Regions from separate parts of the Mus musculus genome. Here region 2 is linked to region 1. The links are chromatin loops, found by intact Hi-C in ENCODE. Cell type or tissue: heart. All regions are shown on one strand. Each heading gives the region's core, and the rest is flanking DNA. Links, peaks and the distances in the headings are about the cores only. Region 1 holds the start of Rbx1 (ring-box 1). Region 2 holds the start of L3mbtl2 (L3MBTL2 polycomb repressive complex 1 subunit).

The links. A loop is a pair of places that touch in the nucleus more often than their neighbours do. Peaks named below come from ENCODE experiments on the same cell type or tissue, not always from the same donor. Only the 100,000 strongest peaks of a DNase experiment are listed, where the experiment ranks them.
Region 2: it touches region 1 in a loop (1.8-fold over the local background); 2 of 42 quality-filtered maps call a loop at or near these places.

What each region holds. Positions count from the first base shown.
Region 1 is chr15:81,458,266-81,473,713 of GRCm38, reverse strand. Rbx1 (ring-box 1) reads right to left here and starts at 7,398. Exons shown (of 5, transcript NM_019712.3): 1 at 7,264-7,398; 2 at 5,481-5,559; 3 at 2,692-2,762. The coding sequence starts at 7,341. In heart, for the core only: no CTCF peak of the experiment used is centred there; DNase peaks (open chromatin) are centred at 7,103 and 7,443; H3K4me3 peaks cover 2,286 bases; H3K27ac peaks cover 2,500 bases.
Region 2 is chr15:81,654,136-81,669,583 of GRCm38, reverse strand. L3mbtl2 (L3MBTL2 polycomb repressive complex 1 subunit) reads right to left here and starts at 5,695. Exons shown (of 17, transcript NM_145993.5): 1 at 5,560-5,695; 2 at 2,188-2,425; 3 at 821-954. The coding sequence starts at 5,583. In heart, for the core only: a CTCF peak has its summit at 5,610; a DNase peak (open chromatin) is centred at 5,683; H3K4me3 peaks cover 1,603 bases; H3K27ac peaks cover 1,305 bases.

The DNA.
Region 1 (15,448 bases), core at 5,983-8,482:
ACATCTTGGAACCCTGATGGGCAAGGGTATTTCCAACAAGAACATGTAACATGCCTTTACTGCTAAGAACTGACTCGGGGAGCACAGGACTACATTCTGATAGTGAGGCCCTGCCTCTTTAAGGGAATGTGGGTCCTGGTGCCATTGGGCTATTAAAATGATGCTTCTACTGCCCTGAGAAAGGAGGTCCTGAAGGGTGAGAAAAGGCCACTGTCCTTTTTCAACAACTTTCTACAACATTCTGTCCCTTCAGACGACAGACCCTGCTTTTAAGAAACAAGGCAACAAACCCCTCTGGACTTCCAAAAGGCAGAAGCTGAGACACTTCTCTGGTGCTCATCTCCCTACCAAGCATCCTATAGAACCTGGGGATAGCCTCAGAGGAGCTCGTGCACAAGGGCAAGGTGCCTGTGAATGAGGTTTCGGTGCAGGTGGACTCCATCTTTCTTCTTCTTAATTTACAATGTAGGAAAGGGTGTATTTAGCAGATGATAAATTTACACAGGCACATTTAGAGCGCCCAAGTATATAGAGAGTATATAGGAGATGTTGACCCTTATTACCTCATGCAAGTCCACTGCAACCCCGGCAAGGGGGCCAGATATTACTATCTGCACTTTACAGACAGGAAATGGAACCCCAGACAAATGACTTGTCTAATTCACAGAGCTGGTTCATACAACACTCAAAATTAGCACCCTAGCCTAGTATAAAGGCTCTGGCACAGCACGCCAGGTTCTCCTTTATGGCAAGCTATAAATTTATCATCTACACTTTTCATTAAAAAAGAAAAAAAAAATTTTTTTTTCAAGACAGGGTTTCTTTGTGTAGCTCTGGCTAACCTGGAACTTGCTCTGTAGACCAGGGTGGCCTTGAACTTGGGAATCCGCCCATTTCTGCATCCAGAAAGCTGGGATTAGGCATACATTACCATACTTGGTTAAAAAATTCTTAAATTTAGATAAAAGCCAGTAGTGGCACATGTCTTTAATCCTAGGACCTGGAGGCAGATAAAGGCAGATCTCTGTAAGTTCCAGGCCAGGTAAAGCTACAAATGAGTGTCTAAATAAATAAATAAATAAATTTTAAGTTGCATTTCTTTGTTTATGTTTGTGGGCACAAGTATGCAGGGCACTCACAGGGTACTTGTGGAGACCAGAGGAACCCTGTGGAACGTGGTCTCTCCTCCTACAGAGGGGCACCCAGAGACTGAGCTCTGCTTGTCAGGCTTGGCTGACAGGAAGCGCCCTTGCCCATGAAGAACCTCAGCAGGCTCACCCCCTTCCCTTCACACAGAAGGGTCTGATGGAGAAGAGTGGGCAGGAAGACAGCCACAAGGCCACGAGGAAAGCACTGGGCACTAGGAAGGGCCACAGAATTTGGATCATGGGTGGTTGTGAGCGGCTCGTTGTGCTAATGTGGCTTCTGGGAACTGGAGGTGGGTCCTTTGGAAGAGCAGTGTATGCCTGTAACTGTTGACCCCTCATTTAGCTTTCTTTTTTTCTTTTAAATGATTATTTTTATTTTATGTGCATTGGCATTTTGCCTGCATGTATGTCTGTGTGAGGGTGTCAGATCTTGGAGTTACAGATAGTTGTGAGCTGCCATGTGGGTGATGGGACTTGAACCCAGGTCTTCTGGAAGAACAGTCCGTGCTCTTAACTGCTGAGCCATCTCTGCAGCTCATTCAGCTTCTCTCCCCCACTTAGTTACTCACTTTATTCATTTAGCTTTCCTATCAAATATTTGCTATGTTGTGGGAGCTACTGTAGGTACTTCTAAAACATCTATTCATTGTAGGTATGTAGATGTGTGTCAGTTAGGAAGACAGCCAGTTTCCCTTCTTTTACCAAGCTCAGGACCTAAGGCTTGGCAGCAAGGCCCTTCATCCACTGAGCCATCCCACTGGGCCTCTAAACACTCTTTAAGAGTTAAATCATTTATTCTGTTTACACTTTATTAGCCATCTTTTACCTGAGAGAACTCGGGATTAGAGATGTTAGATGTTCTTACTAGCAAGTAAGACAGCAACAGATGATGGTTGACTCCAGAACCTGATTCCTTGTGTCAAGATGGAAGCTGTGCATCCTGGCCCTGACTGGTCAGGGTAATTTTAGCTCATGTAACTAAGGCTACTACAGCTCTATAGATGGATCTTTAACATGCTAGAAATAATATATTTGTTGTCTCATCTCCATAGCTGTCACACCCTGTAATGCTATATACATTTAGTCCAAAAGAGCTGTGCTAAATATTTCTGGCAGGAACACACACACATAAACACAAACCAAACATGCACCAAAATCTAACTTAAAACACACAGAGAACTGAGAACTTAATATTCAACTCATTTACCAAATCTCTTCCCACAGACAAGGCCTTAAATGGTCTGTTGAGAAGGCACAGATACTCTCAAGACTGTTTTAGGCTTTGAAGACAACCCCTGAGGGTGGCTGAATACTGCACACATTGCTTAAGGAAAGGTCAACTCAGTAATTAAGACAAACTAATCTTTCTTTTAATGACTACTGTTTACCCAGCTAAAGGTAACTACTGAGAGGATGTGAATCTGCTTTACTGTCTGTAACCTCTGGGGAGAAAGGGGGCAGCTCGTCGTTTCCCCTAATAATTCTCAAGATGGCAAAGCAGCAATGCATGCAGAGCCACTCATAGGTAAAGATGGTTCCTTACGTTGCAGACTCCCCATGCAACCGTACACTCTTCGGAAGTAGCTGACGCCTGGTTGGCCTGACATTCGATACCTGTGGGAACAAGGGTAAGAATGTCACTGACCTGGGGCAGCAGCTTCCAACCTGGCCAGCCACATCCTCAAGCGGTTAATTGGCCATTAGCTGTTTCAAGTAGATGGGAAAGATGAAGATGGCTGTGTGGTGGGTAAAACCTGTAATCCCAGCATTGAGGCAGAGGCAGGATAATCTCTGTGAGTCTGAGGTTAGCTAGGGGTACTCATTTGCTCCCCCTAATAGTTTTCAATTTTCTTTTTTTAATTTTTTTTTTAATTTTTTTTTTAATGTTTTTTTTTTTTTTTTGCTTGTTTGTTTGTTTGTTTGGTTTTTGGTTTTTCGAGACAGGGTTTCTCTGTATGGTCTTGGCTGTCCTGGAACTCACTTTGTAGACCAGGCTGGCCTCGAACTCAGAAATCCGCCTGTCTCTGCCTCCCAAGTGCTGGGATTAAAGGCGTGCGCCACCACGCCCGGCAGTTTTCAATTTTCAAGATGTGCAGAGTTGTTGCGCGCGCCCAACTGGCCAGGAAGAACGAAGCTGCAACAGGATCCTTCTGCACACGTTTATTCAGTCCTGTTTCTTCTTGTTTATATCTCCCTTGTTTATATCTCCCTTGTTTATATCTCCCCCGAACCCTGGGCCTCTCACTCTTTTATACTCTCAGTTCCCATCCACGCACAGCAGGCCACGCCACCTCACCAGGTACGCAGCTTCAGCTAATCAGGGCAGCAGGGGCATATCTCCATCAAAATGGATTCACCGGTATCCTGGTACACCTGCGCAGCTCTCAAGATGTTTGTGGCTTATATGAGGAAGTCAGGTGCAAGTCATACTTAGCTGCAGTCCCTAGCGCCTTTGGGACTGCCGCCACACCCGCTCCTCACACATAGCCCTGGCTGTCCTAGAACTCACTTTGTAGACCAGGCTGGCCTCGAACTCAGAAATCTGCCTGCCTCTGCCTCCCGAGTGCTGGGATTAAAGGTGTGCGCCACGACGCCCAGCTGGTTTTTTTTGTTTTGTTTTGTTTTTTTGAGATACATGGTGTTAAGGAAGGGGAGTAAGAAGGACCATGAGCATCGTGATGTCTTCCACTATTTTCAAATGAAAGCCCCAAGGAAGAAAGATGTTCTCTGGGTGCACAAGGGACAGAGACACCCCCCCCCCCCCCCGCAGCACCCCCTCCTGTGTTTCAGTGATGCCCCTCCCCCATCTATACTAAACATGGCAGCTGCTACTCTGTTCTCACTGTAGTACAATGAAAAGGTCAAAGTTCAAAGAAACTCTGAGGCACCATAGACTACCAGCAAATGTCACAAAGTGCTTTCTCACACAAGCCCCAATTCATGCTTTCCGAGTTGCAGTGATCAGACTGTTCCACTATTTGGTTTTGTTATTCGTCTAGCAAATAGTGAGTGCAATTTTATTATGTACTAGACAAAATGTCAGGGCAGTAACTAACATGGATATAACTGAGAGCCATGATTAAATGACATAAAGGGATACTACAGTTAAGACCTGGGAGTATCTGAGAGACCTGCTGAGAGCCCATGGGTGCATGAGTACATGTGGAGTGGGGGGATACACACATTTATAACAGGCATGCACGCACGCACATCCATGGACACTAAGCTGTTCAAACCTGAAAATGTAACACTTTAGAATACATAGTGCTGGCTGCAAATTTACTTTTAACTTATTGACTTCATTCATTTACTATGTATGGTGTTTTGCCTACACTGGAGTGTGTCTGGTGACCTTGAAAGTCAGCAGATGACACTAAATCCCTTGGGACTGAAGTGATAGTCTATGCAAGGTGAGCCTGCATGTGGTTGCTGGGAAATGAACCGGGGTCCTCTGGAAGGGCAGCCAATGTTCTTAACTCCTGAACCATCTCTCCAATCTGTGATTGTAATCTTGTTCAACAAAAACTAGCTTAGGTAAGAGTACTGTAGTTCAAATCTTAGCCCTGATGGGCCTGTAATTTGTAACAATACTCCTGCCACTGCCTTTCAAATGCTGGGATTCCAGGCATATACCACTATATCTACCTTCAAAGGTCATTTTCTTCCACTATTTTTGCCTTTATGGCTGTCTAAGAAGGAAATAAAAGGCAACTCTATCTACACCCCATTTTAAATGGGATCTTGCCTGATTTACAATGAATAATTCATTCTGAGAGCAAGGTACGCCTCCAAGACATTGTTTTAAGAAACAACTTAACCGGTGGTGGTGCACGCCTCTAATCCCAGCGCTTGGGAAGCAGAGGCAGGTGGATTTCTGAGTCCAAGGCCAGCCTGGTCTACAAAGTGAGTTCCAGGACAGCCAGGGCTACACAGAGAAACCCTGTCTGGGGGGAAAAAAAAGAAAGAAAGAAAAAAAAAAAACCCACAAAAAAAAAAAAAAAACCCCACAAAAAAAAAAAAAAAAAAAAAAAAAAAGAAAAGAAAAGAAACAATTTAATTCAGGAGGCAGAGGCAGGTGGATCTCTAGTTCAAGGCCAGCCTGGTCTACTACAAAGTGAGTTCTAGTAGAGCTAGGGCTACACAAAAAACTCTGTCTCCACAAACAACCACAAAACAATCTACTTCAAACACACCAATGGATGAGATACACAAGTGCCTAAGGGTTCTGAGCCTGCTTTGTATTCACTGGTAAAGAAGACAATTGGGCACACCAGGATGACCACCATTTCTGTAACCTTCTCAACTTCTTCCCATCTGCCCCGAGTTACTTACAAAGATCCATAATGTGGTTCCTGCAGATGGCACAGTTATCAACCACAATGTCCCAGGCCCAGAGGGCCACTGCATTCCACTGCAAGGAGAAGAGGGGAAACAATGCATTTTCCTTGTAATCTAACAGCTCATTAGGACTTCAGCTTGCAGCTTCAGTTACCAACGCCCCAGCCACAGGGCCTACCAAAGAAAGGATGTTTTTGGATTATACTATTTGGACTATATCAGAGGACAACAGCAGACCACCTGTACACTTCCCCATTCCTTGAAAGATGAAGTATATGAACATGGGTATCTTCAATTTTTTATATATAATGTAAAATAATTTAGCTAGCCAAACCAACGTGAGAATATTAGTACTATTTTCTGTACAGCTTTCCCTGACAGCTGTGGAAGAACTCAAAATCTGCATAAGCACGGGCTCTCCACAAAGTTTTGGACTCAGAGGCAAGGAAGTGAACAGACTGAACTAAGATAATAAATGGACCACTAAGTGGATAATCACAGGATAAGCTGGATAGCAAGTTACCTACCCAGTTTCAGTACACAGAACGAGGTCATCACTTAAACCTTAAAAGAGCACTGCAAGCAAAGTAGAATCCACTGCGATTTTCTTTTCCTCTTACCAAGTAAACTGATGTTCTCAACGTTCATATATCCAAACAATTACTTTGTTAGCTCCAGTAAGTCGACCTAAGACTTCTTATGTTAGACAAGGCACCCTTTTCAAGGACTACTTTGGTTTGACTTTCCAAATTCAAGCATAAGAGTTTAGTAAATTCTACATTACATTTTTATTTTTCATAATGGCTGCAGGCTGTAACTGAGCAGCAGTGGCCACAATGAGATGACACAAAAAGGGGGTGGGGTGAGGGATATTCTCAGCGACACGTTCCAAAAATAATCCATAAAAAGAAAACACCTTGCCCTCTTCAAGATCTTCATTTTTAACAGATCTGTGTAATCTTAGGTAGGAATCAACACTTTTAAAGGACTAGCAAACTATGAAGGGGAACGGCATACAAAAGGACGTTTCATATTTTTGTTTTTCTGTTCTCAGGTCATTAGCAATTAGTACTCCACCTTCTTAAATGGCACAAGTTCTGGGCTTGCTTTTAAAACAAAGCCCACCAGGCTTTTAAATTATCATTTTGTGTTAGAAGTGTACAGGGACATCAGAGAACCACTGGAGTGGCAGATGCTATGTGACAACTAGTAGCCATCTCGTTAGAACCAAGCTTTACACTTGACTGTGGGTTTAGAGGCCAATGGAGGCCGCCATACAATCGAGGGCCCACGCCAGGTCCCTCGGAGTCAATAGATTCTAGGATCCAGGAAGGGGCGGAGCAAGAACACCGGCAGAGCCCCTCTGCGCTGTCATCTCACGTTCCCGGGGTTCTCCGCACGGCCCCATCCTCCACCCGCCGCAGTCTCTTCACGAGTCTGCATCCCACCCACCCCACCCTGTCCTTCCCCCACCTCTCAGTCACTTCAGTGACAGCTCAAGCGCTTGGCTCCCGCATCGAAGTCAACCTCGCGTATTTCAGTAAGCAGCTCTGCGATTGGCCCCACAGCTTCCCCAGCAAGACTAATAGGGCCCCAGACACTGGGCCACCAGCATGCCGATCAACCCTAGGCCCGCCCCCCGGCTTCCGTTCTTGGTGCCCGGTCCCAGGAACGCCCTGAAATGAAGCCCTTTCCCCCGCGCCTAGCTCTTCCTCGGGCCTGCCAGCCATATCCGCGCCTCCCTAGCTTCCTTGAGGAAGGCGCTGGCGAGCCCAACCTTTTTAACTTCAAAGCGCTTCTTGCCCGCGCCGCTGTTGGTGCCGCTGGGGGTATCCACATCCATCGCCGCCGCCATTTTGGAAACACACAGTCTGTCGTGTGACCACTGCGCCTGCGCACCGGCTCACTTTCCGCCGCCTGCCCCGCACACCAGGCGCCTCCTCCCGCACCCCTCCCCTCATTGGCGCGAGCGTGGAGAAGGGGCGGAGCCTGCGGTCACGCCCCTTAAAGGCGCAGGCGGAGGTTTCCCGCCCCCCTCCTCCCCATCTCTCTCAGCTGGGGAGGAGGCTGGAGTGATTGAGGCGGGGCCGGGCGGGGCCGGGCGGGGCCGAGAGAAGGGAGCCAACCGGTGGGAACGTCCGTGAGGTCTCGATGCTTCTCGCATTCTGGGAAGCCCTGTGGTCTGACTCCTTCATTTGGGGCGGCGGCTGCTTCCTTCTTCTGCCCCAGGACTTAAGCCCTGGTCCAGATCCACAGAGCTGCCCCCGAGTCCGTGGTTGCAAAGGGCATGGGCTGGTCTTTGGAAACCCGAAACTCCAAACCGGCCTTCTGCTGACCGTGGTCGGCTTCGGAGCCAGGCGGTGTCTCTCTGGAGGCCTGTGGCCCGGCTTACCAAGGCCTGGTCACCGTCTGCGTTATCAATTTCAGATTGGGAAATTATTTGATAGGGAGAGAAGAGGCCCAGGAGCAAACAGAGCAGGCATTCTGCAACTTTGCCTTTATCTTCTCACAGGAAAGGTGATGGGGATGCCATAGTAAATCCCATAACCAGCCAGTTCTAAATGGTCCTCCTTTCTCCTCATTTCCTATCGAGTTTTGCTACTGTGCTACGATTAAATTAGTACATTTGTAGTGGCTGAACTTGAGTTCTGGTGAGGCATTCTGATTTTCTTACCGGTCATTACCATCGAGCTACAGAACACATACGTTTTGTAAGCTTCCATGATTAGTCCAGCCCTCCGCTGTTTTGTCTCCTAAATTTGCGGAGTTATGACTAGAATACATCACCCTTGAATTTCCTGTGTGTTCTAGTTCCCTCAACAGTACAACAAAAAGGGTTTTACCGGAAATGTGCCCCTCCCCCCCCCCAGAAAGGGTTTTTCTCTGTGTAGCCCTGGCTGTCCTGGAACTCAGGACTGGACCTAGGCCGGCTTCGAACTCAGAAATCTGCCTGCTTCTGCTTCCCAAGTGCTGGGATTAAAGGCATGCGCCACCACTGCCTGTCCTGAAATGTTCTGTTAAAAGAAATACTTGCTGGTGTGTAATGCGGTGTGTCATTGATGCACTTGCTAAGCAGGGCAATACATCCTGAATACCACCACAGTTTTAACTTGCACAGAGACTTGTGAGAGCCCTGCAAGGTGTGTGTGTGTCTGCCCAAGTTCTACCTCCCACACTAAATCTGTCATTGGTCTATGTGTCTACAGACCCCCTAAGGGATGCTAGAAACCCATAGTTAATTAAGATACTGAGGACATATTTATCCATTCGTCAACAACTATCCTGAGTATGTTACTTCGTCTTTTAATTTTTGGTTTATTATTATTATTATTATTATTATTATTATTGAGATAGGGCCTCACTCTGTAGCCCAGGCTGGCCTTGAAATCTGAGCAATTCTGTTGCCTCTACCTCCCAAGTGCTAGGGATAGAGGGAGGAGAACCACCATGCTCAGCTACACTGGGTTCTGCTTTAAACAGGAAAGCCACAGTGAAGTCAACTCAGTAAGGAAATAAACACAGATCAACAACTATATCAAGGTGTCTCAGGTGGCAATACATGCTACAGAAAACAAGATGGTGAGATTGAGGGGAGGAGGCAGTAATACATGTACATTTGAATAAAGGCATTGGGCAATTTTGTTATTGTGTGAACATTCTATAAAGTACTTACGCAAACCTAGATGAGGTAGCCTGTTACACACCTAGGCTATATTATGAACTTACTTCTCCTAGTTTCCAAACCTGCACACGTTGTTACTGTGCTGAATACCATAAGCAACCTTAACACGATTGTATTTGTAGATCTAAATACAGCAAACACACATTAAAAATACACTATCAAAACTCTAGCGATATAACTCAGTTGTAGTGTACACAAGGCTCTGCATTGCATCTCCAGCACTGCAACAAACAGGTGTAAAACATGAAACCAGGTGAGGCTGGACAGATGGCTCAGTGGTTAAGAGCATTCACTCGCTGCTTTTGCAGATAACCCAGGTTTGGTTCTCAGCACCCATGTGATGGCTTACAACTATCCGGAATTCCGTTTAAGGGAACCCAGTGCCCTCTTCTGGCCTCCTTCTCCTCTTCCAGGGATGGGGCTCAGGGGCACTCAGAATGGTCCAAGCATGGTAGGCTTTCCTACAATACAGCTTTTAACAAAACTAGGCTGCCTTGAAACCCTGGCAACCGGATTGTTTACCTTTTATACTACAGGAGATTTTTTACAAAAGGTGTCTGCAAGGTCTGATGATTCAGTGCTGGTGTGACGAGCAGCCTGAGGTCTTTCAGAGCTACCAGGCTCTCTGACTTTTATTAGTTGTTTCTGAGTCTCAGGTATTGAAGGCCAAACTGGAACTCTTCTTATGGAGCTAACATGGACCTTGGACTTCTAGTCCATCTTCCACCTTCCCTGCGCTACAACCACAGGCGGGTGCCTCTAGGTCTGCAGTGCTAGGGACTGAGTGCCGCACTGTCATCCCATTTGACCTCTTCCAAAAACTTACCCAAACCAAAAGGATCTTTAAATCTCATCCTTTTCAATCTCTGTCGTCTGAACCACAAAGGTCCTTGTCAGGAGCCAGCCTGTTGATTATTATTTTTACTTTTAGGTTTATTGGATTATTGGATTATTACTTTCAGGTCCTTGCCCAGAGTTTTGTCCTCTTCTATATATTAACTAGGCCAGAGGCATACTCACTCATGGGACCATGCTTCATGCGGCCTGTCAGTGCCCAAGTGCCTTGGTATTGGTACTGCATGTAGCCCTGGCTGTCCTGGAACTTGCTATGCCATCCAGGCTAGCTCACAAGAGATCTGTCTGCTTCTGTCTCCTAAGTGCTGGGATTAAAGAAGACTGGTTCTTGCTATGTAGCCCATGCTGGTTTGGAAGTCACCACTTTCCTGTCTCAGCCTAACTAATAATGGGATTATAGGCATGCACCATCACGCCCAGCTTTAAATGTTAAGTTTGTAAACTTTGCAAAGACTGGATTATAGAAGTGTAAGAGGAGGGGCTGGAGAAATGTCTCAGCGGTTAAGAGCACTGACTGCTCTTTCCAGAGGTCCTGAGTTCAATTTCCAGCAACCACATGGTGGCTCACAACCATCTGTAATGGGATCCGATGCCCTCTTCTGGTGTCTCTGAGACAGCTACAGTGTACTCATGGACATAAAATAAATAATAATATTAATCCCAGCACTTGGGAGGCAGAGGCAGGCGGATTTCTGAGTTCGAGGCCAGCCTGGTCTACAGAGTGAGTTCCAGGACAGCCAGGGCTACACAGAGAAAGCCTATCTCAAAAAACCAAAGCAAACAAACAAACAAAAATAAAAAACCACCATTAAGTAAGTAAATAAATAAATAAAGGAACTGTAAGAAGGGAAAGTGTTAATCAGCAAGTCCTTTGCTTTGATAACACTAGCATGGGGTTGGGATGATCATAAAGATTATTTTCAGGGTCTCACTATACAGCCCTACTCTCTATATAGACCAGGATATCCTCACACTCAACCGGTCAGGCAAGATACACCCACCGATGCAACGGTGGTATGACTGTGACAGTGGTAACCAACCATTCTTGTTTTCAGTTGGATTTGAGGCCTGTTCCACAGGAGGCAATTCATATCAGATACTGCAAACCAGGTCAAAAGACTGTGGCTGGCGAGGCTGTTAACCCTAGTAGGGACACTACTTCTGTTCTACTAAAACAGAGATCACGGATCCGTCAAGTTGCCTTCTAACTATGTTTTTGCTTGGAGACGAGCACTGCGGTCAGCTTCGGTCAGAGAAGCTCCTTTTCCACAGTAGGTGATGGTTAATGTTGGGGCTTGTAACTGGTTAATGTGAAGAGAATACGTGACTGTTGAATGGTCATCCCTAAACGGGATGGGATATCACATCCTCTAAGGCTCAGGGAAGACTGGGTGAAGGAAGTGAAGAGCGCATAAGAGCCAGGTGAAAGGGCGGAGTGTTGCAGAACGCTGTCTTCCAGGTAGGACAAGGCTATGACACCCGTGAAGGCTTAGGAGCTCTCATTACCTACACAAGGCATTCGACATTCCTTCATGCGGGCTCCCCAAGGATCTATAGGGAGTTAGTGGTAGCTGGATACGGGAAACATCTCTTCTGTGATCTTGCCACTGGTTGTCCATGTTTCTGTAAATGACCCCGCACCCATGTTTCTGTTAAGTAGCCCTTTCAATCTTATTAGTACACACAAACACACACACACACACACACACACACACACACACACACACAGAGACAACCCTACCCCCCAGCCCCCCAAAAACAAACAAAAATGGAAGTAGAAAGGGGATTAGCTGGAAGATCAGTGAGAGGAGGAAGACAAATGTGCATAACGGGAGGTGAGTTACACTCCATTAATTCAGCCCGGAAAGATGACGCTGCAGGCAGTAACACTGGCTGCTCTTCCAGATACTAGGGTTCTAGTCTCTGCCCTCCCTCACATGGCGGCTTGTAACTGTCTAACTCCAGTTCTAGGGGCACTTACGCCCTCTTCTGGCCTCCACAGGTACTGGCCATACAGGTGGTACACAGACATATATTCGGGCAAAACACCCAAATACATATTTTTTAAAAAGCATGCACATGGGGGCTGGAGAGATGGCTCAGAGGTTAAGAGCACCGACTGCTCTTCCAGGGGTTCTGAGTTCAATTCCCAGCAATCACATGGTGGCTCACAACCATCTGTAACGGGATCAGATGCCTTCTTCTGGTGTGTCTGAAGACAGCTACAGCGTACTCATATAAATAAAATAAATAAATAAATCTTAAAGAAAAATATTTAAAAAAAGAGATGGGAAACAGAATTTTAAAAAATAATTTTTATTTTCAAATTGTGTGTGTGCGTGCGTACACACATGCATGTGTGTGCCCACTGATGAAGCCCATTGCCAGGTGTTTTGTGATATTGGTTGCTGGGGAAGAGTCGGAAACTCTCCCCAGCAACCACAGCTGGGCCAATCCAGAGTTGTTACACCTGCACCAGACTCTTTCCTTGTACCCCTCCCATACCCATTTCTTGAGAATAGACATTGTTTAGATCTGGAAATCCCCTACTCTCCCCCTTCTCCTTTCCCCCCTGAGGGCCTATAAAAACTGGGACCTCTTTCCCCTCGAGGTCGACTCCTCTACTCCTGCGTGGGATATGAGTCGTCCCCAGAGCTCTGGCTTTCCCTGAATAAAGCCTCATGTGTTTTGCATCAAGCTTGGTCTCTTGTGAGTTCTTGGGTGTCCGCTATTGTCCCGAGGCCTGAGCAGGGGCTCCTCTCGGAGTCTTTCATTACAATGTTGCCTAATTGTCTTTTTTCCTTTTAGTCCTCATCCACCCCTGCGCTGGAGAACCTGTTGACTGACTGAGCTGGCTCGGTCAGCCTAAAAAAAAAATTCTTAAAAACAATAGAAGGCTGGGCAGTGGTGGCACAGGCCTTTAATCCCAACACTTGGGAGGCAGAGGCAGGTGGATTTCTGAGTTCCAGGCCAGCCTGGTCTACAAAGTGAGTTCCAGGACAGACAGGGCTATACAGAGAAACCCTGTCTCGGAAAACAAAACAAAACAAAACAAAACCAAAACCAAAAAAAAAAAACCCAAACAAACAAACAAACAAACACCACAAAACAAAACAATAGAAGACCTGTGAACTAGAAACTTAAGGGTTCTTTGGAAAGTTATTTGGATTTTTTTTTTTTTTAATATGTAAGTACACTGTAGTTGTCTTCAGACACACCAGAAGAGGGTGTCAGATCTCATTACAGATGGTTGTGAGCCACTATGTGGTTGCTGGGATTTGAACTGGGGACCTTTGGAAGATCAGTCAGTGCTCTTAGCCACTGAGCCATCTCTCCAGCCCCTGGATGGTGTTTTGCTGGGACAAACGTGAAGGAATGTTTCCCTGAAGCAGACACAAGTGAAAGGATGTTCTGCGAAAGCAAGCACATGAAAGGACACGTGATGAAGAATTCTTTGATAATGACAGGCATGTATTGGTCTGCCTTACATTGCATAGTTGAGCTACATTTGTTGAGATTCCACAGAGAGAAACACACCAAAAAACTTCTAGGGTGTGCTGCAGTTTCTTGTTGCCTCTTTGGACTTGGGCTGATTGGCAGTTTGATGTCAGCTGAGACAGATGCACGTCCTGAGACAAGACTCACCCATGAAGGACACGTGATGTTTGGAGGGATATAAATAGAACTCAATGTACAGTGTTGGAGGCTGAGCTTGGCTTGTTTATAGGTGTGCAATGCTTGTGGGTCTAGAGACTTCACTGATCTTCGCTTCACTGAGAGAGACACAGCCTAGAACTTCTGATGTTCCTCCTGGTCCCTCCTGATACCTGCAGAGACTGGGGCCTGGCTGTCTCCACTAAGTAGTACCATGGCTGCTGATTTGTTTGCTATCCTGACTCTACCAAACTGGATTGTTAGTGTATTAGTGAAGTGGATGAAGCTGCCACTGCTGGCTTGTGAACTGAACTGCCAATTTCCAGACAACACAGATGGGACTTGCTTCAAAAAACTTTTTCCTTTCTTTCTTTCTTTCTTTCTTTCTTTCTTCCTTCCTTTCTTCCTTTCTTTTCTTTCTTCCTTTCTTTTCTTTCTTCCTTTTTTAAGATTTATTTATTTATTATATGGAAGTACACTGTAGCTGTCTTCAGACACCCCAGAAGAGGGCATCAAGTCTCATTACAGGTGGTTGTGAGCCACCATGTGGTTGCTGGGGATTTGAACTTAGGACCTTCAGAAGGGCAGTCAGTGCTCTTAACCTCTGAGCCATCTCACCAGCCCCCCCAAAAACTTTTCTGAACAGGTCCACTTCCCTGTGTACTTTCTTTTTTACTACCTCTGGTAGGTGGTAGGCTATAAAAGAGGTTGAAGTGTTTTAAGAACCATCATTAAAAATAAGCCTTAAAACCTTTTTTTTTCCCCCCAAGACAGGGTTTCTCTGTGTATCCCTGGCTGTCCTGGAACTCACTCTGTAGACCAGGCTGGCCTCGAACTCAGAAATCCGCCTGCCTCTGCCTCCAAAGGCATCTGCCACCACCTCCGGCCTTTTTTTTTTTGGACCTATTTTTTTAAGAGAGAATTTCTATGTGTAATGTGTAGTTCTAGCTGTCTCAAAAATCTAAAAAAAAAAAAAAAAAAAAAAAAGGAAAACTTTTAGCCGGGCGTGGTGGCGCACGCCTTTAGTCCCAGCACTCGGGAGGCAGAGGCAGGCGGATTTCTGAGTTCGAGGCCAGCCTGGTCTACAGAGTGAGCTCCAGGACAGCCAGAGCTACACAGAGAAACCCTGTCTCGAAAAAACCAAAAAAAAAAAAAAAAAGGAAAACTTTTGTTCATACTTTCCTATTCTAAGTTACATAATGTATTCTTTCTACAAGTCCTATGTATGTAACCCTCTTTAAGCTTACTCCACTGTGCCACACACACATCTTTTCCTGGACACGGACATGGTGCCAAGGTGCAGGCACAGCATTTGGAAAGCTGAGGCAGGGAAGTCTACGGCTAGCATGAGATCCATGGTTCAAATGTCTGAGAGAGAAAAGTGTCAGACATGAAGAATAAAAGTGTTATTGAGACTCTAGAATGTGTCTGATTTAATTTTGTTTTCTTTTTTTTTTTTTGAAACAGGGTCTCTCTATGCTGGCCTCAAACTCACAGAGATGCTCCTGTCTCTGCCTCCCGTGTGTTTATTTTTTATTTTTTTATTTTTTGTTTAAATTATGTGTCTGTGTGCCCATGGAGGCCAGAGGTGTCAGGTTCCCCGGGAGCTGGAGGCACACGTGACTGCTGGCTATCCTATGTGCTGTAGGGATCCTGTGAGCCACCTCCCAAATATTCACAATTTTGCAAATTGATCCCACGTCCTCTAAGTTGTTGGGGCAGCTGCCTTTAAGTCAAGAGGGTTTAGGCTTATAAGGCTCTTGACTCTCTT
Region 2 (15,448 bases), core at 4,574-7,073, 200 kb before region 1:
CAAGGCAACACACCAGCCAAGTGGAGGCACAGCTGCGTAAAGTCTGACCTTAAGGAAGTGAGTCTCAACCCCTTTGATTGAATATGCGACCCTTTCAAAGAGGTCATATATCGGATATCCTGTGAATCAGATACTTACATTATGATTCAAAACAGTAGTAAGATTACAGTTATGAAATGAAGTAGCAGTGAAAATAATTTTACGGCTGGGGCCACCACAGCCTGAGGAACTAACTGTATTAAAGGGTCACAGCATTAGGAAACTCGAGAACCACTGCCTTAAAAGACACCAAAAGCTTTGGCCTTTTAAAACAGGAATTGCTGGGCGTGGGAGGGCACACCTTTAACCCAGCAGTGAGGAGGCACAGGTAGCCAGCTCTTTGTGAGTCTGAGACCAGTCTGGTCAGCCAGAGTCACACAGTGAAACCTTGTCTCAAAAATAATGTAAGGGGCCTAGTAAGACGGCTACTGCTTAGAGCACTGGCTGCTCTTCCAGCCGATCCAAGCTCAGTTCCTAGCACCCACATGGTGGCTTACAACTGCCTCCAACTTGACAGGGGACTTGACACCCTCTATTGGTCTTCTCAGACACTGTACGCATGTAGTGCATAGGCATTTATTCAGGCAAAACACTCATACACACAAAAATGAATAAAACATAAATAAATAAATATGGGCCACTCTTTGAGGGAGGGTCTCATGTACCTCAGATGACCTCTAGGAATAAGTCCCCCAAGCTGGCTAAGCCGTTCACCTCCAGTCACATGATGGCTCCAGCCCAGCATCCAGGCCCCAGGATGGGTGTCAGGGGCTCTTCTCACCTGTAGTCTAGCCAGGATACTGGCTTTCTTGGAGTTGGAGGAGTAGCTCCTGGAACACGAGACGCTGCAGAACCTCTTGGTCTTTGAGAAGAAAGCTTCTCTTGTGCCCACGATACCACACATCTCACAGACAGCTAGGAAGAGAACTCAGCATGTGACTCCCTGACATAACTGCTTTAAGTCAAGCAAAACCTTCCAGAGCACTGCATCAACCATGTGAGTGTCAGGCTCTGAGGCTGACAGAGAGGAGGGCGTGAGCAGTGGATGGAGTTCTCTTCCAAGAGCAAGTCTCAGTATGTGCTGCCCTCAAACTTGCAGGCTCAACTGACCCTCCACCATCAGCCTCGCCAGCAGCAGAACTCCAAGTGTCTGCCCCTCCACCTAGGCACCTCCGTAGGCTCTGTACCTAGAGCTGAGGCTAAGGGACTGGAGATCCACATGAACGAGTTTTAGAGAGAGGAGCGTGACCAGAGGGCAGGTGTGCTGTCTGACCTCACACTAGATCACCTGAGGAGCCTTCTGTATACTGCTGAGGCTGGAGACTGCCATGCCCTGGGCTCCAGGGACACAGCCATCTGAAGGGCTTCCCAGATGGGCTTTCCAGCTCCCCAGATGACGCTAATCTACAGCCCGGGTTATAAACCAGCCCCTGGGGTCAGATGCTCTCCCTAATGATTCCTGCTAGTCTTGACGCTCTCAGATTCTGAGAGAAGGGTGAGAAGAAGACAGAGGAAGAAAGAGGAAAAAGAGGAAAAGGACACGAAAAGGAGAAGTCAACATGGGTGGAAGGAAAGCTGGCCACACGGCCCGGCCCAAGAGTGCCGGTGTGAAGGGATGGGAGGGGGTGGGACAGTCCTAAGATTGGAGCCTGCCTCTTCTCAAGGACACACGGCCCACACTCTGGCCGCCCTCACACAGGGTCTAGCAGCCATCCAAGTGCTACCTCTTTGAAGTCAGCTGGCTTCCAGATGATTCAGGGCCACGCCCTTCTGCCCACCTCCGTGCCTCCCTCTCTGTGCCTCCCTCTGACCTGAAGACCACTTTATCCTGTACACCTCCTACCCCACACTTGTCAGCCCACAAGCTATTTCCTGTTCCTCTGTTCAAAAGCACTCACACCACTGAGTCTCACTGTCTTCATACCCAGACTCAGGGACTGCCCAGCCTAGTCATACAAATGTAATAGAATTTAACAAGTGCCAAATAAACTCAAGAGGCTTTGGAGAATAAGACTTTAAAACTAGACTGCAGAGAGGAAACGACCCTCAAGGACAGTGCCTTAGACATCTGGCTGTCTCCACCCACATCCTCAATTCTTCCACAGCCTCCTCCTGCCTCCTCTCCATCTCAGGCCACTGGGAAAGCACCTGGCTCAGAACCACTTCCATCCAAGGAGCGGTTGTTCGCAGAGCTGAACAGATGGAGAGGTGAGGTGGGCAGCTCCCCTGCTTCCCGGTCCTCGTTCTCTGCTTCACTTGACTCCTCCAAGTAGGAGCTGCTCTCGCTGCCCGCACTGCTGTTGTAACTCCGGAAGCTGTCGTAGCCCCCAAAGAGATCCAAGTCATCTTCCTCCTCCTCTTCCATTGGCTCTGAAGATGGCGCCTCCTAGTGGGAAAACGACAAGAACGAGAAGTTACAAACTGGCTAATCCATCCAGCATGAGTTGGGGATTTGAATGTTGGTCCTCTGAAAGAGCAGCAAGAACTCTTAACTGAGCTGGGGGTGGGGGGCTGGCACGCCCCTTTAATCCCAGCAGTGAGGAGGCAGAGGCAGGTGGATCTCTGTGAGTTTGAGGCCAGCCTGGTCTAGGACAGCCAAGGCTACACAAAGAAATCATGGCATGAAAAACCAATATACGGGGCTGGTGAGATGGCTCAGTGGGTAAGGGCACCCGACTGCTCTTCCGAAGGTCCGAAGTTCAAATCCCAGCAACCACATGGTGGCTCACAACCACCCGTAATGAGATCTGATGCCCCCTTCTGGTGTATCTGAAGACAACTACAGTGTACTTACATATAATAAATAAATAAATCTTAAAAAAAAAAAAAAAAAAAAAAAGAAAAACCAATATACGGCGGTTAAGAGCACTGACTGATCTTTGGAAGGTCCTGAGTTCAAATCCCAGCAACCACATAGGGGCTCACAACCATCCATAATGAGATCTGATGCCCTCTATCCTCTTCTGGTGCGTCTGAAGACATCTACAGTGTACTTAGATATAATAATAAATAAATAAATCTAAAAACCAACATATATATATACACACACACACACACATATCTATATACATATCTATATCTCTATCTATCTATCTATATATGTATATATTCATTTAAAACATCTAGGAGACTAGGTATAAGAGGCTAGGTATTGTGGTACACACCATTAATCCTAGAACCCTGAGCTTGAAACAAGTCTGGTCTACACAGCAAGTTCCAGGTCAGCTCAGACCGCACGGTAGACCCCAACACCCCCACCTCTCTCTTCACTCTCTTTTTTCTTTTTGTTTGTTTGTTTCTTTCTTTTTTCTTTTTCTTTTTTTTTTGAAACAGGGTTTCCCTCAGTAGCCCTGGCTGTCCTGGAACTAGCTCTGTAGACCATGTTAACCTAGAATGCAGTGATCTGCCTGCCTCTGCCTCCCAAGTGTTGCGATTAAAAGTTTGCACCACCACCCTCTGGCTAGTAGATCCTCTTAAAAAAAAAAAAAAAAAAAAAAAAGAAGAAGAACAAGAAGAAAGAAAAAGGCAGGTGTGGTAGTGAACGCCTTTATTCCCAGCACTCAGGAAGCAGAGGCAGACAGATCTATGTGAGTTTGAGGCCAGCCTGGTCTACAAAACAAGTTCTCCAAAAAACAAAACAAGAAAAGAAAGAAAAGAGGACGGGAGAAATGTCTCAGCGGGTAAGAGCACTGACTGCTCTTCCGGAGGTCCTGAGTTCAAATCCCAGCAACCAGATGGTCGCTGCTCGCAACCACCTATAATGAGATATGACGCCCTCTTCTGATGCATCTGAAGTCAGCTACAGTGTACTTATGTATGATAATAAATAAATCTTTGGGCCGAGGCAAGCAGGGACTGAGCAAGCAAGGGTGACTGCAGAGAGTGGGGTTGACCAGAGAAAGCAGAGGTCCTAAAATTCCCAAAAACCACATGAAGGCTCACAACCATCTATCTGTACAGCTATAGTGTTCTCACATAAATAAATAAATAAACAAACAAACAAATAAGAAAAAAGAATGGACTGTTTCCTCCAATGACCATCTGTACAGCTATAGTGTACTCACATAAATAAATAAACAAACAAATAAGAAAAGAGAATGGACTGTTTCCTCCAATGACCACATGGCTAAGTGCAAGCTGTGGTTGGTTTGAGCCTCTGCTCAGCACCAAGACCCCTCATACTGGTAGCTTGGGTACAGAGCAAAATTCCAATTTCAAAGAACAGCATCTATTGAAAAGATACTGTTTCCACACCACTATCAGGTCAAAAAACGCTGCCAGGGATCAGAGATCTACACAATAATGTGGAAATATCCTAAGCACCTCAAAAAATTTTTACTGGGCTAGAAGGCATTTGAAACTCTTTCTTCCCTCTTCTGTATATGTACATCCAAATGATCTCAACTCAGAAACAAATTTAAGACTGCCAGGCCCTCTTGCTGCTGCCTAGACCACTGCTCCTTGCAATGTATCCAATAAACCTGTTTTCTTCCTTAAAGGAAAACAGGGAAAAGAAAAAAAGACTGAGAAAATTGAGACCCAGGCTATCCCAAGGAGGCTTTGAGTCAGATGACTAATTGTATGGTGGTATGGACCACAGCCGTGAGTTGAGCTCTGATTGAAATCAGCTACTGATCCTGGGGCAAGTCACTTAAGGTCTGTGGGACAATTTTCTCATCCACGACAGCTGTTGGCTCACAGAATGTGAGGTAGCGATGAAATGCTACATAAAAACGTACCTAGCTTGTAATAGGAAAAAACGTGCCTAGCTTGTTGGGCAAGACAGAGGTAAAGAGAATGACGCTTTGGGCCAAGGTTCAAATACGATCTCTAGTGCTTCCTAGCTGTACGATGCACAGCGAGTCAAATGCACTGCCTCGGTTTCCACCAAATAAAGACAACACCACTATTTAATAATATTTTGGGAAGGGATGATAAACGTAAAACACTCAACAGTGCTCAATAAAGCTTAGCAATTATTACCGCTAGGAAACGGCAAGAGACTTCAAATGCAAGGTGCGGTGGGTCACCGGCTGCGGTACCACGGAAAAAGCGTAACGCAGTTTTGGAAACTGACGTACTTGGTGACAACCTCTTGCACTTTGCAGCTGTGTCGACCCAGAGGGCTGTTTTAATCCCTCCCTAAAGAAGATGGCTGTGAGCGTACGGGGAGACCAGCACGTGAACGCTCCCAGCGTGGAGTAGGAATCAACTCCGATCTTCCTCCCTTCACTTCCCGCGTGGAAGGGACAGGCCGCACGATCCTAAAGCTCAGAACCATGAAACCAAGACAAAGTTCAGAGCCCAGTTTCCCTGCCCCTGGCTAGGGAGGCGTTGCCATCCTTCCTTCGTCACCAGACCAAAAGGAACCTCGGGGGCCTCTGGCCGAGGCTAAGCTCCGTACCTCAGTTTACCAATCCTGCAACTGTCCACCACTAAGACATCGCTAAAACGGCGCGTCCGCCGAGCGAGGCGTTTGGGGCTCCCCTTCCCGCTTGGGCTGAGCCCTTTCCCTCTTACCTCAGTGCCCCGCGGTTTCTCCATGATACCAAATTCAATTCCCTCAACCGTCACCAGGTGCAGGAAGCCATATTGCCCTCGCCGCTCTCCGAGAGTGTGCTCATTGGCTGCTGCGCCCGAGCTGCGGGCCAATCATGCCGCAGGAAATAGGAAGCCGGTTCCGCGCTCGCCCGCGCCCCGCCTCCATTAAGGAGGGGCTGGGTAGCCGTGAGGATTAGGGGAGTTGTAGTTTTCTCCTGGGTGCACGAAAAGGGTCGTTGCCTTAGTAATGCGAAATCTCCTGAAGGGTACTTCTAGGGTTTTGTTGTTGTTTTTTCAGAGACAGGGTTTCTCTGTATAGTCCTGGCTGTCCTAGAACTCACTCTGTAGACCAGGCTGGCCTCGAACTCAGAAATCCGCCTGCCTCTGCCTCCCAAGTGCTGGGATTAAAGGCATGCGCCACCACGCCCGGCGGGTTTTTTTGTTTTTTGTTTTTGTCCTTTCTTAGTCAAATTTCAAACCATCTGAGCACAAGGGATTGGACGTGCCAGCCCCCCCCCCACACACACAAAAATTCGCACTCTCCCCAGGGGCCCCAGACAAAAATTCACACTCTCCCCAGGTAGGAAGTAAAGGTGCTCTTGGACAGGAATGCCTAGCAGAAATGCCTAATCCCTCTTTCAATTCAGACAGGAACAGGAATATTCTTAAACTCTATGTCCGTCTGCTCGCTGGGGCTTATGAGATGGTTTAGTAGGTGAAGGATCTTGTTCCATGAGCCTTTCTACCTGAGTTCAAATCTCTGAGCCACAACATAAACCTGGAAGTCAAAAAGCTACTCACAAAGTTGTCCTGACCTTTGTGTCACGCACATAAAACAAACACACAAGCTAAATAAATAAATGGGGAAAAAAAAGCCTTGGACTGGAGAAATGGTTCAGTGGTTACTGGCCACTTTTCCAGAGGTACCAGGTTTGATTCCCAGAACCCAGAACAACTCACAAAATTCTATAAACCCAGTTATAGTGGATCCTACTTTCTCTTCTGGCCTCTGATGACGCCAAGCACTAACATGGTCCATACATATGCATTCAGCAAAACCCCCATATCCACAAATAAATTATACGGATAGATGTTATAACCTTAAATCTAGGAGAGATGACTCAGCCTGTAAGTGAGTACAGCCAGAGCATGGAAAGCTGAGTTTTGCCCCCCAGTGCATGACAGAGCATGCCTGTGATCCCAGCACTAGGTAAGCAGACACAGAAGGATTCCCATGGCCTGCTGACCAGCCAGCAGCGATACAGTGGATAGCAAGAGATTGAAGAAGACACCTGAAGTCAACGCTTTTGCCAACTGGAGTATACATGTGGATTGAGTCCCCTATAGAACTACTCCTTCCCATCCTGGGTTCTCAGGAATTGTATGGCCTTACAAGCATCTAAAGTTCAGACAGGTCTGGATTAGTTTACTTATCCTACGTGAGGGCTCCCAGACCCACTCCCAGCTCCCTGCCTCTCTGCGTTGCTTTTTATTTTTAAATTTTTATTTATTTACTTTTTTAATGTGTTATAGGAGTTTTGCTTGCACGTATGACTGTGCACCATATGTGTGGCCAGTGCCAACAAAAGCCAGAAAAGGGTGTGGGATATCATGGAACTGGAGTAACACGGTGGTTATGAGCTGCCATGAAAGTGCTGGGACCGAACCTGGTTCTCTGAAAGAGCAGCCAATGAGCTTAAAAACTGAGCCCTCTCTCCAGCTTGTTTTTATTGTTTCTATTGTTTTGATTTTTTTTTTTTTTTTGAGACAGGTTCTCTGTAGCTGGATTGGCCTTGGACTCAAAGAGATCCTCCTGCCTCTGCCTTCCAAGTGAGTGCTGGAATTAAAGTCAGGCATCTTCATTCCTGAGTTTGTTACTGTTTTTTTTTCCCCCTTTAAAGCTTTTGAATACAGTCTGTGCCACCCTCATCTTCCTCCCTGTGGAGCCGTTGACTGGAGTGTGGTTGACCTACCAGGAGCCACACCTTAAAGAAAACTGACTCTCCCCCCAAAGTCTGTCTACTGCCCTAGTGCCTCATCTAGGGGGAGGAACTCACAACCCCCTTCCCACCCTGTGCTGGGTGTTGACTGACCTCATCTGGTGAACTCAGGACCTTCGGAAGAGCAGTCAGTGCTCTTAACCACTGAGCCATCTCTCCAGCCCCTAAACCCTTCTCTTGTCTCAGATTCCTAGCAGCTGGACTTGGAGAGATGACTCATCAGTAAACAGCATCTTGCAGAGGAAACAGAGGAACCAGGTTTGTTTCCCAGCATCCATGTTGGGTTGATCACTACCACCTGGGACTCCAGTTCTAAAGGATCCGAACCCTCTGGACTCTGCGGGCACCTACAATCATGGGTATGCACACGCTCACACACACACACACACACACACACACCACCTATACATGGAATTTAACAAAAACAACAACAAAAAGACCAAAATAATCAAAAACCAACAACAAAACTCATAGGGTTGGAGAGAGGGCTCAGAGTTCAATTCCTTTTTTTTTTTTTTTTTAAAGACTTATTTATTACTATATCTAAGTACACTGTAGCTGTCTTTAGACACACCAGAAGAGGGTGTCAGATCTCATTATGGATGGTTGTAAGCCACCATGTGGTTGCTGGGATTTGAACTCGGGACCTTCAGAAGAGCAGTCAGTGCTCTGAAAGGCGGAGCCATCTCTCCAGCCCCAGAGTTCAATTCCTAAAATCTACATGGTGGCTCATAACTCTCTATAACTTCAGTTCCACAGTCTTCTGGCATGGACACACACACACAAAGTCCATAGATTAAATAAAAGTAAACTTAAAAGTCAAAACAAACTAGGCAATGATGGCTCACGCCTTTAATCCCAGCCATTGGGAGGCAGAGACAGGCATATCCAAGTTCGAGGCCAGCCTGATCTACAGACTGAGTTCCAGGACAGCCAAGGCTACACAGAGAAAGCCTAAACATATAAACAAATAAACAAACAAACAATACATCAAAACAAAGTCAAAAAAACCTTGTTTGGATTTCAAGTAAATTCCTTAGGACTCGGTGACATGACCTAAGTTCTCTTTCCCGCCTTTACACCTTTGCCAGGTGCATTCCTCTGTTCTTGGACACCGAGCTGAAGCTGACCTTAAAGTGAGGACCAGAGGATGAGCTATAGTTTTCATAAAGCAAATGCATTTTTTTAAAGATTTATTTATTTATTATATGTAAGTACACTGTAGCTGTCTTCAGACACTCCAGAAGAGTGGAGTCAGATCTTGTTACAGATGGTTGTGAGCCACCATGTGGTTGCTGGGATTGGAACTCCTGACCTTTGGAAGAGCAGTCAGGTGCTCTTACCCACTGAGCCATCTCTCCAGCCCACAAATGCATTCTTATATTCAAAAGTTGATCTCAGCCAGGAATAGGGATATATACACCTTAATCTACCGCCGGGGAGATAGAGGCAGGAAGATGAGCAAGTTCAAGTTTATCTTCTGCTATATAATGAGTTTCAGCCACAAAGATCACTCTCCGGCTGCTGTGTGTAGAACAAACCTAAGGTAGGTCAGGAGAAACAGCAGGAAGGCCAATTAGAAACTTCCTGTGATAACACAGGAAAATGATGGTAGGTTCAACCAGGGCAGAGGCTGATCTGTGAGGACAGTACGCTTGGGGGGGTGGAAAGGGAATGGAGGTTTTTTTCTTTTTCTTTTTTTAAAGATTTGTTTATTGTATTTATATGAGCACATTGTTGTTTTTTGTTTGTTTGTTTGTTTTTGTTTTGTTTTCTTTTGGTTTTTCGAGACAGGGTTTCTCTGTATAGCCTTGGCTGTCCTGGAACTCACTTTGTAGACCAGGCTGGCCTTGAACTCAGAAATCTGCCTGCCTCTGCCTCCCGAGTGCTGGGATTAAAGGCATGCGCCACCATGCTCAGCATATGAGCACACTGTAGCTGTCTTCAGACACACCGGAAGAAGGCATCAGATCCCATTACAGATGGTTGTGAGCCACCATGTGCTTGCTGGGAATTCAACTCAGGACCTCTGGAAGAGCAGCCAGTGCTCTTTTTTTGTTTGTTTGTTTTGTTTTGTTTTGTTTTAGAATTTATTTGTTGGGCTGGTGAGATGGCTCAGTGGGTAAGAGCACCCGACTGCTCTTCCAAAGGTCCAGAGTTCAAATCCCAGCAACCACATGGTGGCTCACAACCATCCACAACAAGATCTGACTTCCTCTTCTGGAGTGTCTGAAGACAGCTACAGTGTACTTACATATATTAATAAATAAATCTTTAAAAAAAATTTATTTGTTATATGTAAGTACATTGTAGCTGTCTTTAGACACCAGAAGAGGGCGTCATATGTCACTATGTATGCTTGTGAGCCACCATGTGGATGCTGGGATTTGAACTCAGGACCTCTGAAAGGGCAGTAAGTGCTCTTACCCGCTGAACCATGTCTCCAACCCGAGAATTTTTTTGAGAAGGATCTCATGTGTTTCAGGCTGTCTTTGAACTCACTATGGAAAGGGGATTACAGGCATTGAGGCAGGCTTTGCACTACCTGAGCCCTTATGTCAAGCACAGTAGAACTTTAGGAAGAGTAACTGAGTCTGGGTGGGAAACAGAGGGAACCGTGAGAAAATGACCTCACAGTTAGAGGGTGAACTCAAGCAGGACTGAAAGTCCTTGCGACTCTTGCCTAAAAATCTCAGCACCCAGGAGACTGAGGAGGGAGGGTTGTCCGTGTTTGAGGTCAACCTGGGCTCCAGAGTGATTTCCAGGTTATAGGGTGTTCCAGTGTAAGACCTTGTTTACAAACAGAAGAGAGAAAAGGTAGTGGGATGTGGATCTGGAGAGATGGTTCCATGATTACAAGTGGTTGCTGCTCTTCCAGAGAACCCATGTTCAGTCTTTTTTTGTTTCGTTTTGTTTTGTTTTTTTTTTTTGTTTTTTTTTCGAGACAGGGTTTCTCTGTATAGCCCTTGCTGTCCTGGAACTCACTCTGTAGACCAACCAGGCTGACCTCGAACTCAGAAATCTGCCTGCCTCTACCTCCCAAGTGCTGGGATTAAAGGTGTGCACTACCATTGCCTGGCATGTTCAGTCTTCTTTCTTATCAGACAGCTCACAACAGCCTGGAACTCCATCTTCAGGGGCTCTAACACTCTCTTCTGGCCACTGCAGGCAAAAGGCTCAGGTAACACACCGACACAAACACACAAATTACAAAAAATAAATAATAACAATAGTAACAAGATGGGTATGGTGAGGCTTGCCTTTAATCCCAGCACCCAGGAGGCAGAGGCAGAGACAGGAGGATCAATCTGAGTTCCAGCCTGGTTTACATAACAAGTTCTAGACCAGCAGGGGCTACAAAGTGAGATCCTGTCTCATCATATTATTAACACTAATATAATACATAATGATAAATCTGTTTTTTGAAAGAGGGGAATACAGAAAGGGGTTGTAAAGGTTAGTAAGCAGGTAAAAACACCCCCCAAAGTTTTCCTCTGACTGCCAGGTGTGCAGTTTGGCATGTGGCAGCCCACATACACAACAGCAAACAATGAACAACTGGGAAGCTGGACACGTAGCTCAGTTGGCACTGCGAACCCAGACCTGGGTTTGATTGCAGTGGCACAAAACTGTAACCTCTGAATTTAGGGTGTGGCGGCTGAGCCTGAAGGATGAGAAGGTTCAGAGCTAGCCACAGACAGCTACATAGCAAATTCAAGACCAGCCTGGGCTACATGAGACCCTCTCTAAAAGCAACAACAAAAGAATTGTGCTTAGTCCTGGACACCTATGCTATAGTAGAGCAAAGACAAGAAGGTAGCTGGGACTATAGGACCCAGACCTGGGAGCAGGCGTCATGGAGCTTCTATCACTTTGTTTTTTTAATTGGTTTTTTCGAGACACTGTTTCTCTGTGTAACTCTGGCTGTCCTGGAACTCACTTTGTAGACCAGGCTGGCCTCGAACTCAGAAATCCACCTGCCTCTGCCTCCGGAGTGCTGGGATTAAAGGCGTGCGCCACCACCGCCAGCTTCTATCACTTTTTATTGAGTTTGAATGAATCAGAAAATCCATCACCCCATTTTATTACACTGTAGCTGTCTTCAGACAGACCAGAAGAGGACATCAAATCCCATTATAGATGGTCACGAGCCACCATGTGGTTGCTGGAATTTGAACTCAGGACCTCTGGAAGAGCAGGCAGCACTCTTAACCACTGAGCCATCTCTCCAGCCTAAATTTCTAACCATAATGTGTTTCATCCTCCACTTCCTGAAAACAGAAGCCCAAACTTTCCAGTTTCATGGATGGAAAAGAAGAGCTGGGTCCCCAGTAACAAGAGCCCTTACCTAATTTAAAATGAATTAGGAGCCGGGTGTTGTGGCGCACGCCTTTAATCCTAGCACTTGGGAGGCAGAGGCAGGCGGATTTCTGAGTTCGAGGCCAGCCTGGTCTACAGACTGAGTTCCAGGACAGCCAGGGCTATACAAAGAAACCCTGTCTCGAAAAACCAAAGGAGGGTGGGAAGAAGAGATTCCGATAGTCATCCTTTCCTGTATGGTGTGCGTTTGCATGCCTTTGTACTATGGTAGCATTTGCATGGTTCTTGTTATGGGTAGGGAGACAGGTAACTAGGCTGAACCATCAGGATCCCAAGTGTCTGTGGAAGAAATCCCTGGATGGCAGTCTTCATCTGAATGGTATCAGGTGGCATGCCTGCTTGATGAGTGCGGTCTACCATGTGAATATGGAGATGTTCTGACAACAAAGGTTTAGGGACTGGAGAGATGGCTTGGTGGTTAAGAGCACTGACTGCTCTTCCAGAGGTCCTAAGTTCGATTCCCAGTAACCACATGGTGGTTCACAACCACCTGTAATGGGATCTGATGCCCTTTTCTGGTGTGTCTGAAGACAGATTGCAGTATAACTCATGTACATGAAATAAATAAATATTTAAAAGAAAAGATTTAGCGGAAAATTTGCAATCTTTGAGATTAGTGCACAAGAGTGGAACCTGGTGGCAAGCAGTGGCAGAGATCGCCTGACCACTGCTGTGTAGTTAGAAACTCATCTGAGGCCCTGAGACGGTGTAAGAGTTTTTTGGTTGAAAGGAACAATTGCCACAGAAATGGAGCTGTGGCTAGGCCAGCCTCTGATTTGGCAACTAAATTAGATCAACATGAGGATGAGAGAGATATGGTAGAGTTGGTAACAGCAATAACGAGTTCCTCCTCTGCAAGTTGTCCTTGTGTAAGACTGTGGCAGCTCAAAACGACCACTGTTGTAAAAAGTTAAGTAAATGTCAAGATGTTCTTTTCCCAGAATTGGCCTCCGGTTCTTAAGTCTGCCCCTTTTAATGCAGTTAAAGGTTAGCCAATGATAAACTGCCAGCTCTAAACTGTGACTGAGAACTGCTCTAAAAAAGATGTATAAAAGGTGTACACTTTAGCTACTAGCGGTCGCTTCCATCCTGATGTAAGGACGACCCCAGCATGCTGGACCAATAAACCTCTTGCGTTTTGCATCGATCTCCATCTCTGCGTCTCTGTGAGTGGGGCATCCTGGACGTAAGGCTTTTCGGGTCTTACACTTGTAACTCTGCTGTGTTCTGTTCACGTATCAGTCAGAAGTCGCCAGAAACCAGATGCTTACTGAAGAAGAGGCACGAAAGTTAAAGAGACAGAAGATTGAAAATATCAGAAGGAACCATAACTACCTGCCTTTCATCACGGAATTACTAAAGACTGTAGCAGAACACCAGCAGTTAATTCCACGTGGGGAAAAGGCAAAAGAAAAACAGAATGCAAAGACAGCTCAGGAAATTACGTGAAGACACTATCCAGACGTGTGTGCACTGTGCTGCACTTAATTTCACGGACACCATTAAATTGAAGGAACTTTGAACAACATCCTAACTGACTCAGTGCATGTTTGACATAGCACCAGTCTGTTTTGTCCTTTATGCATGGAGTTAAAATTTTTTCCCTGTCTGTATCATGTGCATGTAGTACATACTAAATAAAAGTGATATTAAAAAAAAAAAGCAGCAATGGGTCCCCCTCAAGTCCAACCTTGAGTAGAAGAAGAGGGAAAATCTGATGCAGCACACAGATGTGGGCACTAACCATGGTCCAATGTAAGGCAAGAGTGTGGCAAGCCTGGCTTGGGAGGCTATAGGACCTGGGAGGAGATAGGACCAGTGTGACTTGTGTGGATGCGGGAAAACGGAATAATGTAACTTCCTGTTCCTTCTTAAGGCAAAGGCTGAATGGCCTGCGTCAGGGTCAGAAAGATCAGGTCCTGATGCGCCGGCTTAGCAGAGCCACTAGGAGCACTTGCCTATATCCATCTCAAGTCCTCACAAACATCAGGAGCTGAAGAGCCACAGAGAAGCAGCAGATACAATTGAAGAAATTAGGAACAAGGAAAGCTGTGTTTGAACCCCAGTTCACTGGGCTGTACAGAACTGTGTTCACAGAGGAGAGAAAAGGCTGCTCCAGCCGGGTGTGGTGGCACACGCCTAGAGGAGACAGTAATGAGGGAACGCCAGAGAAGTCTATCTGGGTTACTTGAAAACAAATGTTGAGCAAAATTTATGTTGAGCTGGAGTTGAAAGGAAAACAATGTGATAGAAAGCCTGTTTGCGCTGTGCTAAAGAACCCCAAGGGACAGCAAACAGAAGACATCTGTGAGAGAACAGTACAGGTGAAGAGGATCCAGACTGTCCTAGGAGTAGACCATTATCCCCCCAGACTAAGGAGGGGACATTTACCTCCAGCAAAAGGTTATACTAGGGGTGAAATTAGTTTGCCCAATCAGGAACTCCCCCAACCACCAGGGATGGTAGATGGTGTCTCAGCAGTTACTGCTACATCCACAGAGCCAACCCAGGGCAGCTCTGACCCAGGGAGCCCCAGGTAATGCTGGGAGAGCTGCGTCTTCTGCTCTCTGGCTCTGAATAGGTACGAGCAAACTAAGGCCCACAGCGTTCATCAGGTGTGGAGAATGCTTCATGGAAGAGCTCCAGGATAGGGAAGCCTGGTAGTTCAGAGAGAATGGCTAAGGATCAAGAGAGCTAATTACATCAGCGCTTCCTATCTATGCATGCAGGCTTTGTACCTTCATTAGTGGAGGAAGCAATTGATTAAAAAAAAAGGATGAAATCCTCTGGGCTCACCCATCACTGCGGAGAACAGATGACAGCAGACCTTCAGAGTGCTTCACCGTTATCTTTGTTGTATGGTGGTTCAAGATGTTGCCTTGTCCTTCCCACCTCCTGTACACATGTGCACACATCCACACACATACACAAACAGTGCTTGCAGATTTGGTAAGCCATTGGAGAGGCAACCAGTATATTCCATCTATCTTATGATCCTACTGGGGCTGGGTTAATTAAAAAGAAAAATGGGTTGCTAAAACAACAGCCAAATAGTTTAATTCTAAAAAGTACCTTACATGGGTGGACAAGGACACTCCTGGAGGCCATATAGTTACTGAAGGAAAATCCCAGTGCCAGGGGTGGGCTACCTCCGAGTTGCTGCCCAGGGAAGCCCCTGAGGCATCTCCAGCCATAAAGCTACTCCCTCAATTCTAACCACTTCTAAAGCTCTTAACAAGTGGCTGTTACTGTGGCATGGTGGCCCATTACTTAGCCATGTCTATAGTCACCCCAACCCCAAAACTCAGGGATTACTGCAGAATAAGGGGCACAAAGGATGTAAAAGCCCATGGAAGGAGTGGAGTGTTAACAGTCTCCTCAAAGATTAAAATATTCCATCTTGAAGGGAAGTTCCTTAAGCAGGGAGGTAAACAACAACAAGAATAGTCTCAGGAACTCCCTGAAACTGAGCAGATTCCCTAGGCTCC